3 separate regions of the Mus musculus genome follow, and all the other regions are linked to region 1. Evidence: chromatin contacts called from ENCODE Hi-C or POLR2A ChIA-PET data. All regions are on one chromosome and are shown on one strand. Each heading gives the region's core, a stretch centred on a gene start or an enhancer-like site at or near the end of the contact. The rest is flanking DNA. Distances are from core to core; before and after follow the strand shown.

Region 1 (5,096 bases), core at 1,142-3,641:
GTGCACTATGGAAAAGCAAGGGCATGTGAAACTGTTGCTTTGAACTTGTGAGCTTATAGAATGAAACACTGCTTTGAACTTACTATTGACATCTTCTGGGACTCCCTTTTGTTTAGCATTTTATCTGTGAGGTAATTTTATAAAGAACTTTTGTCTAAGAAGCTATAAAAAGGCTGGGAGAAAAATAAATGTGTAGATGTCAGGCTGACTTCCTTTTTTATGTTTTTTCTTTCTCTGTGGAGCCAGTTATTTATTTCGTAGTGTTCTGCCTGCATATATACTGCAGGCCAGAAGAGGGCACCCGATCTCATTATAGATAGTAATGAGCCACTTTGTAGTTGCTGGGAACTGAACTCTGGACCTTTGGGAGAGCAGCCAATGCTCTTAAACTCTGAGCCATCTTGCCAGCCCTCACAAAGAGTTAATGAGCTTCTCGACAGGCCAGTGAGAGGCCCCTGAGTTAAAGAATAAAGAGTCCAAGTAATTCCATTTCTTTTCCTAATCTCCTACTGCTATCAGCAGGAGTCACTTGCCAGAAGCCACCAGTCCTGGTCCCCAGAACAGTAAAAGAGGGTTAGTGACCAGAGGGCATTCTCCTCTGCTCTGCGCCCCACATCGGTACCTGAGTGTCAGGGTGGAACCCTGACAGTTCACAATTTCAGTTTTCTTTACAGCAAAATAGTATTGCACAGAGTATATGTACCACACTGCCATTAGCCAGCCGTCGATCAGAGAATGTTTACGTACGTTGTATTTCCTAGCTACTGTGTATGGCAGCCAACATGGCTGAGCAAGTATCTGTGGAGTGAGAAGTCCTTTGGTCATATGCCAAGGAGCAGTATAGCTGGATTATATGGTTTATTTTTTTGGCTTTTTGAGAATTCTCAAACTTATTTCCATAGTGGCTACACCAGTTTGCAATCCTCCCAGCAGTGAACAAGGGGTTACCTTTCCCTACACGCCCTCTAGAATTTGTTAATGGTTGTTTTATTGGTTTTATCCATTCTGACAGAGATGAGATGAAGCCTCAAAGTTTAATTTCTGTTTCTCTAACTCTAAAGAATGATGAATACTTTGAGATATATGTTAGCCATTTGTATTTCTTCTACTGAAAACGTCTGTTCTGATCCACAGCCCCTCCCCCCTTTTTCTGGCAAGAAAGTCTACAATTTTATTGGGCCTGTTATATAATATTATTAAACTAACCCTAAATGCCATGTCTGAACATTTATTCCTGCAGTATATACATATATATATTCAGGCTGCAGACTACAGCAAGCAGAATCTGGCTGCACTAGGCTTTTAACATTTTATATTTACTTATGAGAGTGTGTGTATATGTGTGCTTGCACATGTGCCATGGTGTCTCTGTTCCGGCCTTACATTATGTGGGTCCCTGGGATTGAATTGAGCCCATTAGGTAGGATACCAAATGCCTTCATTTGTAATGTCTTTTTTTTTTTAAGATTTATTTATTCTATATATATGAGTACACACTGTAGTTGTACAGATGGTTGTGAACCTTAATGTGATTGTTGGGAATTGAATTTAGGACCTCTACACCTCTGCTTGCTCTGGCCAACCCCACTTGCTCCGGTCCAAAGATTTATTTATTAAAATAAGTTCACTGTAGCTGTCTTCAAACGCACCAGAAGAGGGCATCAGATCTCATTATGGGTGGTTGTGAGCCACCATGTGGTTGTTGGGATTTGAACTCAGTACCTTTGGAAGAGTAGTTGGTGCTCTTACCCACTGAGCCATCTCACCAGCCCCTGTAATGTCGTCTTTCTCTGCACTGTTCTCTGATGTCCTGTATTTTTAGACTGGCAGCACCTGTCATTTTTTTCCTGTATATTTCAAGGGCTCAGTAGCTACATGTGGCCAGTAGTAACCAAACTGTACACGATAACGCAGGCAGAGACAAAGGTGGTTTTGCTTCTAGGGCCAGCTCAACTGACAGGAGCTGTTTTAGGAGGGGCACCTGTAGAATGCGGTGCAGGTTTTCTTTTCCTTTCTCCATTCGTGATATCTGGAGTCCTTTCAAGGGTCCTGGTGATGGATGATAATCTGAGGTCTCATCTCTTAGATGAGCTTCTCTACATCTACGAATTCACCCCAAGCCTGGCTCTCCGGGCCACGCAGCTCTTTGTTCTCGTTTTGCCGCATTGACCCCTCAGCCTGACGTCGCTGGATTTCCACCGCAACACTGCAATGGGCGGAGCCAGAGGGCGCGCGGCGCCCAGGCTTCCTTTTGATTGGTGGGTGGCCGGGTTTTAATCTTGCTTGCCAAAGTGGGGGGGAGGGGGTCCGCTGCGCTCCTTGGATCGAGAAATCTGATTGGTCAGTTGTGTGGCGCGAGCAGTGGGTGCACCCCACGCTGATTGGCAGGAGGGACGCACGCATAGAGGGGGGCGGAGCCGGAGTCCGGGAGTGCTGCTCCCCGAGTGTGTGTGGAGCTGGGTGGTGTTTGGTGCGGTACGGCGGCCACTCAGTTGCAGCAGAGCAGGTGCCATCCTGTGGAAGAACCATGAAGCACTACGAGGTAAGCAGCGCGGGGCCCTGGGCCATGATTACCGCAGACCGCAAGTGTCCTGCAGGGCCTCGGAACCTTTTTTTATGGTCTGACTCTCCGCCATGGCGCAGGCGCAGTGTAGTCTCATTGCGCATGTGCAGGGGGGTATTTATAAACCTGCCACCCAGGTTGTTTGGGGATGCCTTTTCTTAGGGTCTTGCAGGGCCTAGGAGAAGCTTGCAGCTTCCTTGCAGCATCCTTGATGGCCTGAGTGGCAGGTGTTCAGGAGGAGTGCGGTGCGGAGCACTTGGTTTTGGTACGAACGATTCTCTTGCACAATCCTTGCACGTTGTCAGCGCCTCGGGCTCAGGAGGGGCTCTGCAGCCAGCCTGCCTCTTCCGACCTTCGCACCCACCTCGCCAAGATGCCTGGGCGGCGAGGGAGTTGGTTCCAGGGTCACGCCAGCCCGTGACCGCCAGGGAAGAAATCTGAATGCGCAAGACCATTCTGGAAGCTCATGTCTTCTGACTGTATCTTGGGTCACCTTTCCTCTTAAAACCAAATCTTCTAATGCTCTTCTCGACCTGATGATACTAATTTCGTTGTTGCTGACTTTTAAGTAATCATCATAAAACAGTAACTCACTGCTCACATTCATAGTAAGAATACATTAGTCAGGGCTAACTACCGTATTACTGAGGTTTTGTTATGTCCTCAGACTCATAGTCCTCTGCGGAGGGATTTGTAGTTTGTTACTATGTAGGTGAAAGTCAGAGATGTCCAGTGAGTTGTTGGAAGGTCCCTGCTAGTAATTGCAGAACAGAAAGGAAATGCAGATTTCTTTTCAAAGGCATAGTTTCTAACCACTAGCAGTGCGGTTCCGGGTAAATGAAAGCTGCCAAGCTGAGAGTTGTGTGTATTTCTCCCCTCAGATCTTAAATTTGTGATGAATTTAGTCAACCTCAGCCTAGCCTTAGGTTAGGGTTTTTTTTGTTTTTTTTTTTTTTCCCCTTCCCTGCCTGCTCCCTCAGTTTGTAGTGCTAGGCTTAGAACTCAGGGCTTTTCTCCTGCTAGGCAAGTACTCTAAACTCTCTTTGATCTTGTAAAACTGAAGCTGTACAGCAGTGTACAGTATCTCCCCATTCCCTCCTCCCCCAGCCCCTGGCAACCACCACTTGTCTCTGGAAATTGGCATACTTCAGGAACCTCCAATACATAGGAAATAATCCTATTTTTTTTTATCACAAGTTGAATACTAATATTGCTATTCATCTTCTGTATCATGATTATTGTTGGTAGTTTTCCCAGGGCCTGTGAAATGAATCTTGAAATCCCCAGTCTTTTTTCTTTTTTTTTTTTTAACATGATGCCAGAGGACCAGAGATGGGAGTCTGCAATCCTTACGCCCCATCAACTCTGTGCTTTCAAAAGGAGGTTTGTTCCCTGGGGTGTTTTTCCTTTCCCACCCCCTCTCTTGCTCTGGGGGAAAAGCCATGTTCAGTTTGAGAAGTACAGGCGGATGATGGAGTTTGCAGCCAATCATTTTAATTTGCTAGTAGAAAATCAGGCCAGGTAGGCTTCTGAGACTTGGGGCGGGTGCTTTGTTTCAAGGAGTGTGAACACAGCCTGAGGCTCACAGTTTGGCCTGGAAAACTTGATCTGGTTTATTTCAGAGCCTGATTTCTCCCAGTGCCTCGATGGGCTGATGGTAGTTCCTCCGGCAGAGCAGTTGTATGCACAAGTGTGCACACACGCGGCTCGGAGGCTCTGGGTTCCACAGCAGCACAAAGGCAGGGAAGAACCAAACTGGGGAATAGGGGTGGAGCTCATTTGGTAGAGCACTTTCCTAACCTGGGTCGGATCCCTGGCCCTGAGGAAAACCCGGCAAGCAAGCTGGTACACGCCTGTAGTTCCAGGTCTTGGGACATGGAGGCAGAAGGATGCAAGGTTATCTTCAACTACATAGTGAGTTTGATGCCAACTGGGGCTAGAGATCCTGTCTCAAAAATGCAAACCAAATGAAATAGACAAAAATAAATAAATAAATAAATAAATAAAAACAAAGTTTGAGGGGCCTGGAGAGAACACCACAGGAAGACCAACAGAACCAAGTAACCTGGACCCTTGGGGTCTCCCAGAGACCGAACCACCCACGAAAGAGCAAACAAAGGCTGGACCTGGGCCCTCCACACATACGTAGCAGATGTGCAGCTTGGTCTTCATAGACAACTGGAGCAGGGACAGAGTTCCTGACTGATGCCTGCCTGTGGATCCTGTGTCCCTAACTGGGCTGCCTTGTCTGGCCTCAGTGGAGAGAATGCGCTTGGTCCTGCAGTGACTTGATGTTCCAGAGTGGGTTGGTAACCAGGGGGGCTTCTCTTTTATCAGAGGAGAAGGGGAGGGGGTGGGGGAAGCTATGTGAGGGGGGCCGGGAGGAGAAAGGGGGCTGTAATGAGTATGTGACATGAATAAATAAATAGATAAATAAATAAAATAAATGGGAAAAAACCCCAAAAAGCCAATGTGACCTTGGTGAAAAAAAAGTTATTTCATATATATATATATATATATTTTTATTCTCTGT
Region 2 (5,096 bases), core at 871-3,370, 430 kb after region 1:
ACATCCCCCAAACTACAATGTAAGTAACACATTAAAATACACAGTTCAAGACCATCTACAAAATGAACTGGAACATTCTGAGGCTGCTAGTCAGGATTCTGAGACTGCTAGCCAGGATTTTCACAACAAGATCTGCAACTCTACAGATTTTTCTATATCACTGTTTTTGTTTGTTTGTTTGTTGTTTTGTTTTGTTTTGTTTTGTTTTGTTTTAAGGTGTAAAGAACATCAGGTCACCTACAAGCCATTGCTTGCGTTAGCCAAATATTTCAAACATAAGCACGCTAGCATATGCTGTACTGGAAAACATCTGAATTTTAATGTGAAAAAAAGCAGTTTATAAACATCACAGTTATGTCTTCACCTCATCAAGAACTATCCTCTCACAGCGGGCACTGTGGGAGCAATTTACCTAACACTCAAACTCTGGGAAATGCGGTCCCAACCCCGAAGATGTCAGCAGTCCATCCCATGTCTGCAGTCTCTCTCCTAGTAAACCATCTACTTATGTCTTTCACTGACTTTGGCTATAATAAATATTCTAGTACATGAAGGAAGGCCCACTATCTCTAGCACTGAAAGTCAGTATTACCTGTAACCTCCCCCTATGCAAAACAGCTAGTTAATATGGAAATAACCGGGTTATAAGAGAGAAAGATTGCTAATAATCTTGGTAACATTTTGTTGAAGGAGTTTGAGAACTAACTGAACTAGTTAAAATGCAGTTATACAGCGAATTCTTTTTATGACCAGAACCAAATAACTTGCTTTGTTTTATGTCAGATCTCATGCAACAAAAGAATTCCATTTTCCTTATTCATTCTCATAGGTCATGTAGGAAGTGACCACATCAGCCTCTTGACAGATTGCTTCCCTGGTAACAAAAGGGTATTTTATACCTAATTGCCCATAAAGACAGCTGAGTCCAAGCTAAGCATCTTCCATCTCTCTTCTCAATACATTCAGCAGTATGTTAAAGGGGGGTAGGGAGAGTATGCAACCCGGCGTTCGATTCTTAATAATTCACTCATTGCTAATTTCATCTTAACCCACTATGGGTCACCCAGAACTCAAAGACCCCATCGCCCGACAGGGTCAGGAAAGAGGCGTTTCTCTCCTAGTCTGGGGGAAAATAAAATCACAACTCGAGACACCTTCCAGGCCCCCAGACAGGGCCGGCAAAAGGCCCAGCCCCGGAGACCGGGCGGCGTCCCGGGTGTCCGCAGCCAGAGCCCCGGGCGGAGCCTCCCGCAGTGCCCGTTCTTACCCGCCAATCCGCCGCCGCCACCCCCGTCGCCCCCGTGGCCCTTCCTTCGTTGCAGAATGAAGTAGGGGTTGGCTCTCTCGGTGATCCACAGCGCGTTGGCCAGCAGTACCTCCTCCGGATTCACCCACATGGTCCTGGTGGCCGCGGGCAGTCGCACAAAGAGGCCCGCACACTGGCGCGCTCTCCCGGGCACACGCGCGCCCTCCCGCCCGTGGGTGCGGGGCCGCGACGGCCTTCAGCAGGCTGCGGCCCGCGGCTCCCGGCCCGCGACAAAGACCCAGCGGGCAGCCGGGAACGACGACGGGGATCGGGACCCAGCAAGTAGCATCCTCCCTACGGCTCCTCGCTCGCCAAGTGCACAGCCTCGCAGCCCGGCCCTGCCCACCGCAGGGCGAGCAAGCGTCGGGGCTCGGTCTCAGGGCGCGGCGGTGTTCAAGGGCGAGCTTGTGCGGGAATCCGAGCCCCCAGGGCGCCGTGATCACCAGCTGCCGAGCCCGAGATCACCGCTCGTGGACACTGCGCGTCGGGGCAACGAGCTGGAAGGACGCTCCCGGCGCTGGGAATGAATGACGACAGCGCGGCTCAGTCGCCGCGAGCCCGGGTGACCGCGGGTGGCTTCTCGCGAGCCCGGTAGGGACTGTGTGCGGAGCGCAGGGCCCCACGCCCATCCCAGCAGGGAGGAAGCTGCCCCGCTCCCAGAGCCTGCGTGTGGCGTGTGTATTCAAGGCTGACGCTCGGCGGGACAGCGCCACCCCTGCCCCGGAAACGTGTGTTCCCAGGTTCCAGACCTGGCTCTAGAGCCAGGAGTCCAAGGTGGACGCAGCCAATGGTTGGTAATGTTTTTGTTTCCTGCATCCCTGGATCAAGTCACGCGCTAAACTTGTCACCACCGGTGGCCACTCCCCTTCCATTCCTTTGTAATTAAAGTGGCCCAGCTAAATGCATTACATCACTTCTTTCCTTGACCTACAGGGCGTAAGCTATAGAGAAGTTGGAAACAGACCAAAAGCTTAAACCAACTAATTCTCCCCACAGCTGTTCCTATATTGGGCATTAGGAGCTTTGAGGGACACTAGCATTGTTTGTTTGTTTGTTTGTTTATGAAAATTAAACCAGAGGCACTCAGACCAGGCAACTTTATGCTTTTAACAATTTGTCTTTCCCTGCATTCCTGGAATCCCTTTCTGGTCTCAGCTCATTTACTGCGTATCGTACGCGACTAAATGCATTCACCCGAGAGATCGGAGAAATGTTTTCAGCCAAAGAGGTTTTCCTTTTCAGATGACCAGAGTTGTTGACTAGACTCTGCAATGGCCCAAAAGTTAGCCAATCGTGAGAATCTCCTCTTTTCAAATAACCAAACCATTCAAACACATTTTTTATGTGTGTACCTATGATTTAAATGTGTCCTTCCAACCCCAAATTCAGTCACTGTGACAGCATTAATCTGTGGGGCCATTAGAGGCAATTAGGCCGAGTGGGGTCCCTCATCAGGAATGGAGAAAGACACAGAAAGCAGCACACAGGAGTTGGGTTAGTTTATCCATCAGCTCAACTCTGTGAGGAAGCAGACAGAACCAGCAGCAGATGTGGCCCACATGGTTGTAGACTTACTGACCTTGACAACCATGCGAAATAAAAGTCTTTCCTTTAAGAGTTACTCATCTTGCCAGGTGTGGTGGCGCACGCCTTTAATCCCAGCACTCGGGAGGCAGAGGCAGGTGGATTTCTGAGTTCGGGGCCAGCCTGGTCTACAAAGTGAGTTCCAGGACAGCCAGGGCTACACAGAAAAACCCTGTCTCGAACAACAACAACAACAAAAAGAGTTACCATCTCAAGTATTTCATGACAACAGTACAGATGGACTAAGAGCGGTTTGGGTGTGTTTCTGACTGTGTTAAGGACTCTTCCAAGTAGCTGAATGAGCAAACTGGCAGCCATTCCATCAAGGCTTTGTGCCCAGCCCTGAGGGTGCTAAAGAAGTACAAGGCTCTCTTCCTGTCACCACAAGGGTCTTCTCCCTGATTTGTTTAATCATTTAGATACCTGTCCATTGACAGGGTCCCACTGTGTAGCCCAGAATGGCTTTGCACTCAAGAGCCTCTGGGCTCATGAAGCATAAGCATGAAGCTCTCTGGTTGGTCTGCACTAGCAACGGTCTGGCTTTTCACCTGTTTTTCATCTTCAGTCTCTTTAGGAGACAGACACTAGACCTTCAGGCCTTTAAAGATGCTCAACACAGTTAACAGACGCAGGTATGTTGCTTTGTGGCAGTATAATTTCTAAAACTACAATAAACCCGCCATGCTGAGAACGGAGACAGTGGGGCAGCCTGAACTCAAGTCTCTCCACCTTGAGAAAAGCATGCATTAGACTGTCTCACAGTTAAATCTAGCTTCTGTTTTTTTGTGGGTTTTTTCTGTCCTTTATGTCTTGGGTTTCTGTAATGTAGGCACTTCTATGGGCACAACGGAGAGAAAGTTTGTGCTTTCTGTCTTGTTTGGCAAACACAATAAAGATTGTTTTCCATTACCAATTTCTACTTCCTACATAGAAACTGAGGTATTGGGTTGTGGACCTAAATATTTGGTAATAGTTTGGCACTTTCAGTATTAAAATCAACAAGCAAAAAACAACAGGTACTTTCTGTAACTAGTATTTTTTTTTTCTTTTTTGAAACAGGATTTCTTTGTGTAGCCCTGGATGTCCTGGAACTCAAATGTAGACCAGGTTGGCCTCAAACTCAGAGATCTGCCTGCTTCTGTCTCTCAAATGATGGGATTAAAGGTCTTCTCCATAACTGCCCACCTTGTAAAGTAGCATTTTCAAAGAATCTACAAGGTCCCATAATCACACCATTTGTAGGATCCTTATCTTGATCACACACCTGGCTTGCTGGGCATGGTGGCGCACACCTTTAATCCCAGCAGAGGCGTTTGCACCTCTGAGAGTGAGTTCAAGGCCAGCCTATTCCACAGTGAGTTCCATGACAGACCAGGGCTACACAGAGAAACCCTTTTTCCAAAAACCAAATCAAACCAACAAATACATGACTTGACACCAAAACCTCTACACAACCTAAAGTGTAAATTTAGCTTAGCTTTTCATTAGTGTTTTGGCGCCAAAATATGATTTTCTTGTGCAATGCATGCATTGAATCACCTACTCATTAATTCAATAGAATGTCTATTATACCCATGGCATGGGGACAGAAATTGAACAAAACATAGGGAAAACTCTGCCTTTGCAAAGATTAAAACATAAAATTAGTAATAAGACAAATCTTTCAAAAAAATGCTTGGAGAACAAACTTGGACTTTGAACAGAATAAACACACACACACACACAACCTTTAGTTATTTTCATGGAGGACATATGGCAAATTAGACTACCAGATAACCTAAGGGCATTGACCAAAATGGATGAATTACAGGGAGTTTGTGGTGACCTGCTGGTGCCAAGCTTCTAACAGGTTTCAGGATCAGAGTCTGGGCCTGATAGCCCTAACAAGCTAGGCTTAACTGCCCATTATCACAGGCTAGTTAAACAGGTAAGAGGCACTGAAAAGGAGAGAAAAGAGATTACTCAATATGGCCTCATTGGGAACTGGAACAAAGATGTTGGGTGGCTCTCATCCCCCCACCCCTCTATCCCTACCCAGTCTCACCCCCATCACCCCATCTCTCCATCCCCCTACCCCTACCCCCGTCCATCTTCAGGGTCCTGGAATGCTCTAAGGCATAGGTTTACATGAACTAAGCAGCCCTGGTCAGGGTATGGTCCTGTCAATCGTCACTGTCTTAGCTCCTGTCTATCCTGCAGGGTGATC
Region 3 (5,096 bases), core at 1,315-3,814, 260 kb after region 1:
CCCTCCCTGGAGGCGGGACTCTCCTCTGGCAAGGAAGGTGCCCAGGGGTCTGGGTCTCAACTCTGCCTCCAGTGATCCCAAAGTCCCAGGTGTAGAGTCCTCTGGGGACCTTGGCACCCTGTACTGGGTTCACGCTGAAGATGGTGCGCAGCTGGCTCTGACAGGAAAGAATTCCATCCTCTGGTAGGGCAGGGTTCCTTTGTCCCTGTTCCTGCTGGCACAAGACCCTCCAGGATTCTTTGAAATTGATTTTGCATTCTACTCACTAGTGATCCTGAGGCCCTTGGTGTGCTAGGGGGCCTGCATCGTGGAGAGTCCTCTAGGGACCTTGGGACCCTCTGCTGGGTTCGCGCCAAAGATGGTGTGTGGCTGGCCAAGAGATTTCTTTTACATTTTCCTACTCTAACAGAGAGCTGTGTACTTGACTGAGAACTTTTGCTGGTCTCTGGGTTTACCCCTACCCCATTAGATTTGATAACTCTTCCTTGATTGATCCTAAATTCTAATTCTTCCACTTTCAGGACATACCCATTTTCAAGATTTGCCAATCAGGGCCTGCTTGGTAACCTATAAATTTGGATACTCAAAGCTATAGAAACAGAACAGCTTACTGCAGGAGCATATAGAAGAAAGGCTGCCTCCAACACTCCCGGGGGATGGATTTGACTGGAGGCTCCCTGGTCCTTCTACTCTGGGCAGGGAGCTCACCTGAGGCTGCTCCAGGATATGGCCAGCAGCTGAGGCAGAGGGTTCATTTCTCCAAGAGTTTGCAGTCTGGCTAAGAAGGGAATTGTCTCTGCAGCTGCTTCCTGACTCCAAGACCCACTGCTGTGATACCTACTCTGATGTAGACTTCCAGACTTGCAGCTTCAGAGCCTTGAGTCCCAGCTTGGCCACCATGCTGGTCCAGTGACCTGCTAGAGCTGTATGCTTTCAGGAACTGAGAGTTCAAATGGCTCTGAATAGTAAAATCCTACATGGCAATCTGTTTAAACTAGTTTTTATCTTGTAAAGGCTGTTAATCCCAGAGTGTCAATAACACGTCTTTGTTGTCTGACCACTCCATTCTTAGAGGAGGGCGGGACAAGAACTTGACTGGAGACAGGGAGAGAGATGGTCTCCACGAAATATTTCACTCCCATGGGGCAAAGGTGGTGGCTTGTCTGCCCTTCATAGGTTTATGCTCTACAAGAAGAATCTACCTTTAAAATGGAAAGGCATGCCGGGCGTGGTGGTGCATGCCTTTAATCCCAGCACTCAGGAGGCAGAGTCAGGTGGATTTCTGAGTTCGAGGCCAGCCTGGTCTACAAAGTGACAGGACAGCCAGGGCTACACAGAGAAACCCTGTCTTGAAAAAAAGAAAAATTGGAAAGGCATGTACTGCGCACTTAATCAGACCTAACACGGAGATGGATGGGGCATAGACAAGACACTGGCTTGAATATTTTTGGAAGTATAAGGAACTAATAGTGGTTGGTCCTGACAAGGGGACCAAGGAGCCAGGAATCTTGTTTGGGTAGGAGGCTAAACTGTCTGTCTGTCTGTCTATCTATCTATCTATCTATCTATCTATCTATCTATCTATCTATCTATCTATCTACTTTTTTAGGCAGATCCTTAAGTAGCCTTGAACTGCAGATCTCCCTGCCCACATCACCCTCCAGCTGGCATGTAATTACAGGCATGCATGAGCGTGCCCAATTCAGGAATTTCTTTTGTTTCATTTTTAACTTCTTTTATATTTAGCCTTCTCTCCACTTGGCTCTTTCTTATCCAACCCACCAACCCCATTATTGTGCCATCAGCCTTTTGTAATACATTCCTAACCCAGGACTTCTACATTTACTGTCCTGTGGATCAGTCTTCCTCCTGAAGCTGGCCCAGCACACTCCCTCATCTCCTCTAGTAACGCTTATCCTTACTTTGCTGATTCCGCTGTATGTAATGATCCCTTCCCCTACTCCCTAATCCCCTTAATAACTTTGTTAGGCAGCTTCACCTGATACTATGCTTTTGCTGGTTGGTTTGGCGTGCGAGTCCCTTGTAGAAGACCACCTAGCACATAAAAACCATACTTTTGAGGTTTAAAAAAAAGGCACAGATTATTCCTCCAGTAGAAACGATGTTAAGAAATGAACGTTTGATGAATTAAGTGTTCCATGTTTGTTTTCAGAGGAAAAACTCGCAACTTCTCATTGCACACACTTAGTCACGCAAGTTCTTTTGCGTCATCCATAAAGTGCCTTCGACCCAAGTTTCCTTTGTGCCTCATAAAGATGGGAAATAATCACTTCGCAGATTAGGAAATGTAAGTGAAAGTGCTGTGGTCACGCCCGCGGTGGAAGAGTCCCGGAAAGCCCAGAGCAAAGTTCCCAGGCCGAGTCCACAGGGAACTCGTTGGCGCTGGGCTGGGAGTGCGGCCGCCGCCGTTGCCATGGGAACCGTCCAGCGTCTGGCGCGCCTGCCCGCGGGCCCCTCCTTCCGCGCCGGCGATAGGCTGAGAGCGAGCCAATCGGAAGAAGACGAAGAGGCGGGGCGCGGAGCCAAGAGACACCCCGCCCCCGCAGCCTCCGTGCGGACTTCCGGGTCGCGGTGTTCGCAGGGAGCGCTCCACGTAGAGCGTCGTTTCCGTTGCCGGTGTTTGCAGCTGGGGAAACCGAGGCAGTGCCAGCTTCCCCCTAGTTCTTCCGCTCCTGTGAGGTGGCTGCTGTTTTATTTTTCTCTCACTCTGAGTTGCTGGCGTGCGGCTGCGCAAGCCTCGCTGGCGTCCCGCGGATAACCCGCAGGGTGCGGGGGCCGTCGGGGCTTTGTGCAGCGTTCCCGCGCGCGAGAGGGGCGGGACGGCGCGGTGCCCACGGGGCTCGCACTCGGTTTCCCGAGGCCCTGGGGCTCGGCGGGACGGCCTGCCTGCGCCTGGCACTTCTGCCCGCTTCGTCCCGACAAGCGCCGACGGGATGACTCATTTTAAAGATCCTGATCCGCGTGTCTGGCACCGACACCTGGTGCCTTGCCTTGCGGGGATTTCGAATTTGACAGCTCCTCGGGCCCGGGCGCAGAGAGGGTGTGTCTGCGAATCCCAGGGCTGGAGTTCCCGGTATCCCTCCTCCCCTTCGTTTAGCACCCGAAAAGAGTTTTATTGCAAGATCAGTTATATCAAGTGTATAGATTTTGTGGGGTTTTTTGTTTTTTAACCTCTTGGTGTCTCTGCCCTTCACCTACTGACTAGAACAATGATGAATTCGTCAGGATGCCATCTGCTCGGTTTCCCAACCTGTATGCTTCAGTTTGTAAGCCACTTGTAGTGTTTTCATTTGTCGGAGTCAGCTGACAGGGACAGCTGGGCGCGCTCTCAACCAAGGCTGAGAAGAGCTCATTTTTTGGGAAGCCACATCTGATGTGTGGTAGATTTGAAATTGTTGCTCGGTTGGTCCTTTTATTCTTGAACTTCTTTGTTCCAAGTTTCAAGGGATGAAAAACGGAAGTATGAATCCAAAATATTAAATATAATATTTGGCAAAAATGAAATGTGGTTATTCTTTTTAGCGATTAAATAATTTGGCCAGTTATTTGGCTACTTTTTACATTTTTTTTTCAAGTGACCATTTGGCAAATCATTATTTAAGCTGTTGTATGTTATTTCCTTGCCTGATGAATTAAACACTCACAAAATAGACACAATGGAATAATATATTTCATTATCATTTGGGGAGTTGGATCAACTTAATTTCTTTTTCAGTTTTATAATTCCAGTTTGAGACCGTTAAGCTTGTGTGTTTATATCCTCTTTCCAGGGAAACATGTTCGTGTCTCTGTGGGAGTTTTTCTATGGACACTTTTTCCGATTTTGGATGAAATGGCTCTTACGGCAGATGACTGGGAAATGTGAATTGCAGCGAATTTTTGACACCTATGGAGGGGCACAGAGGACCTACAGAATAGGTAATACCTTCAAAATAAAGAAAATTCAACATTAATTATAACCTAACTGAATTCTTCTGCTCACCCCATGGGAGTTTGATTTGAGCGAGTCACTGCAGCTGAGTTTCTTAAGCTTTGTGGTCTTTAAGTTCTTTTCATTCTACTACTGACTATTGAATTGAGCACTGAATATATAAAAAGAAACTTCCTAAAACATCCCATATGTATCCAAAAAACGAGCCTTTTGGGTGTCTTAAAAATGTATCAGTTATTATTCAGATTATATTTTCAATTGTTTACTAGAAAATTATTCTCTCTTCCATTTGAAATTTTTACACAAATGTATGAGGTAAAGATTGAAGAGTACCCCCTGGAGCTCGTGTCTCTAGCTGCATATGAATCAGAAGATGGCCTAGTCGACCATCAGTGGAAAGAGAGGCCCATTGGTCGTGCAAACTTTATATGCCTCAGTACAGGGGAACGTCAGGGCCAAGAAGTGTGGGGGGGGGGTGAGGGGGGAGGGCATGGGGGACTTTTGGGATAGTACTGGAAATGTAAATGAAGAAAATACCTAATTAAAAAAAAGATTGAAGAGTCAGTTATCTGTTTTCCTACTTTGAGGCCTCAATAATCAGTCTTCTCACTTTTGACTCTTATTTCTGAATGGACAGATTACTCATTGGTCCTAGGAAAGACTTTTAGAACCTACTTGGTCCAGGCTCACAGTGATGGCCACATGGTTCTGAGCACTTGAAGTCTGCATGATGTTAATTGAGTTGTGCTTTACCTGTAAGATACCCACTGGATTTCAAAGACTTATATGAAAAAATGTGTAAAGATGTATGATAATTGTATTTGTAATACAGTCAAGTGATAATATAAGTTGTTAGAGCAATAAAAATTGCATGTATTTTGTTTTAATATAGCTGTGGAAATGTCTATGGTATACATGGGGCTCAATTTGGCTTGTGTTATATTTCTGTCAAATGACAGTTTTTCAGTGTTTAATTGAAAATGTTGTTCTGACTTCAAACTCAGATGGCTGAGAAATGTGGTTTGAAGTTACTGTAGAAATGGTAAGAGAGACCTGGGCGGAGCCACAGCTCATGATGCTGTGTTAAGTAGAAAGTCAAGAATTAACCAGCTCCTATTTTGTGTTGATCAAAAATGCCTTGAAT

What was found. Hi-C counts contacts between places; a loop is a spot of excess contacts on that map. ChIA-PET counts read pairs that join two places held with the same protein, here RNA polymerase II (POLR2A).
Region 2: a map of v-Abl transformed pro-B cells shows a loop between it and region 1 (2.2-fold over the local background). The contact joins the promoter of Tbc1d9 here to the promoter of Tecr in region 1. A Hi-C loop is called at or near these places in 1 of 37 maps with a recorded cell type or tissue (v-Abl transformed pro-B cells). POLR2A ChIA-PET finds 5 or more read pairs at or near these places in 1 of 5 experiments (embryonic stem cell).
Region 3: a map of heart shows a loop between it and region 1 (5-fold over the local background). The contact joins the promoter of Elmod2 here to the promoter of Tecr in region 1. A Hi-C loop is called at or near these places in 2 of 37 maps with a recorded cell type or tissue (adrenal gland and heart). POLR2A ChIA-PET finds 5 or more read pairs at or near these places in 1 of 5 experiments (embryonic stem cell).

The regions. Positions count from the first base shown.
Region 1 is chr8:83,591,786-83,596,881 of GRCm38, reverse strand. It overlaps Tecr (trans-2,3-enoyl-CoA reductase), which reads left to right and starts at 2,391. Exons shown (of 13, transcript NM_134118.5): 1 at 2,391-2,542. The coding sequence starts at 2,528. The region is part of intron 2 of D830024N08Rik (a long non-coding RNA gene); the gene reads right to left.
Region 2 is chr8:83,162,376-83,167,471 of GRCm38, reverse strand. Tbc1d9 (TBC1 domain family, member 9) reads right to left here and starts at 2,120. Exons shown (of 21, transcript NM_001111304.1): 1 at 1,268-2,120. The coding sequence starts at 1,397.
Region 3 is chr8:83,329,954-83,335,049 of GRCm38, reverse strand. It overlaps Elmod2 (ELMO/CED-12 domain containing 2), which reads left to right and starts at 2,564. Exons shown (of 9, transcript NM_178736.5): 1 at 2,564-2,700; 2 at 3,792-3,939. The coding sequence starts at 3,798. Gm32327 (predicted gene, 32327) reads right to left here and starts at 2,431. Exons shown (of 2, transcript NR_168721.1): 1 at 2,000-2,431.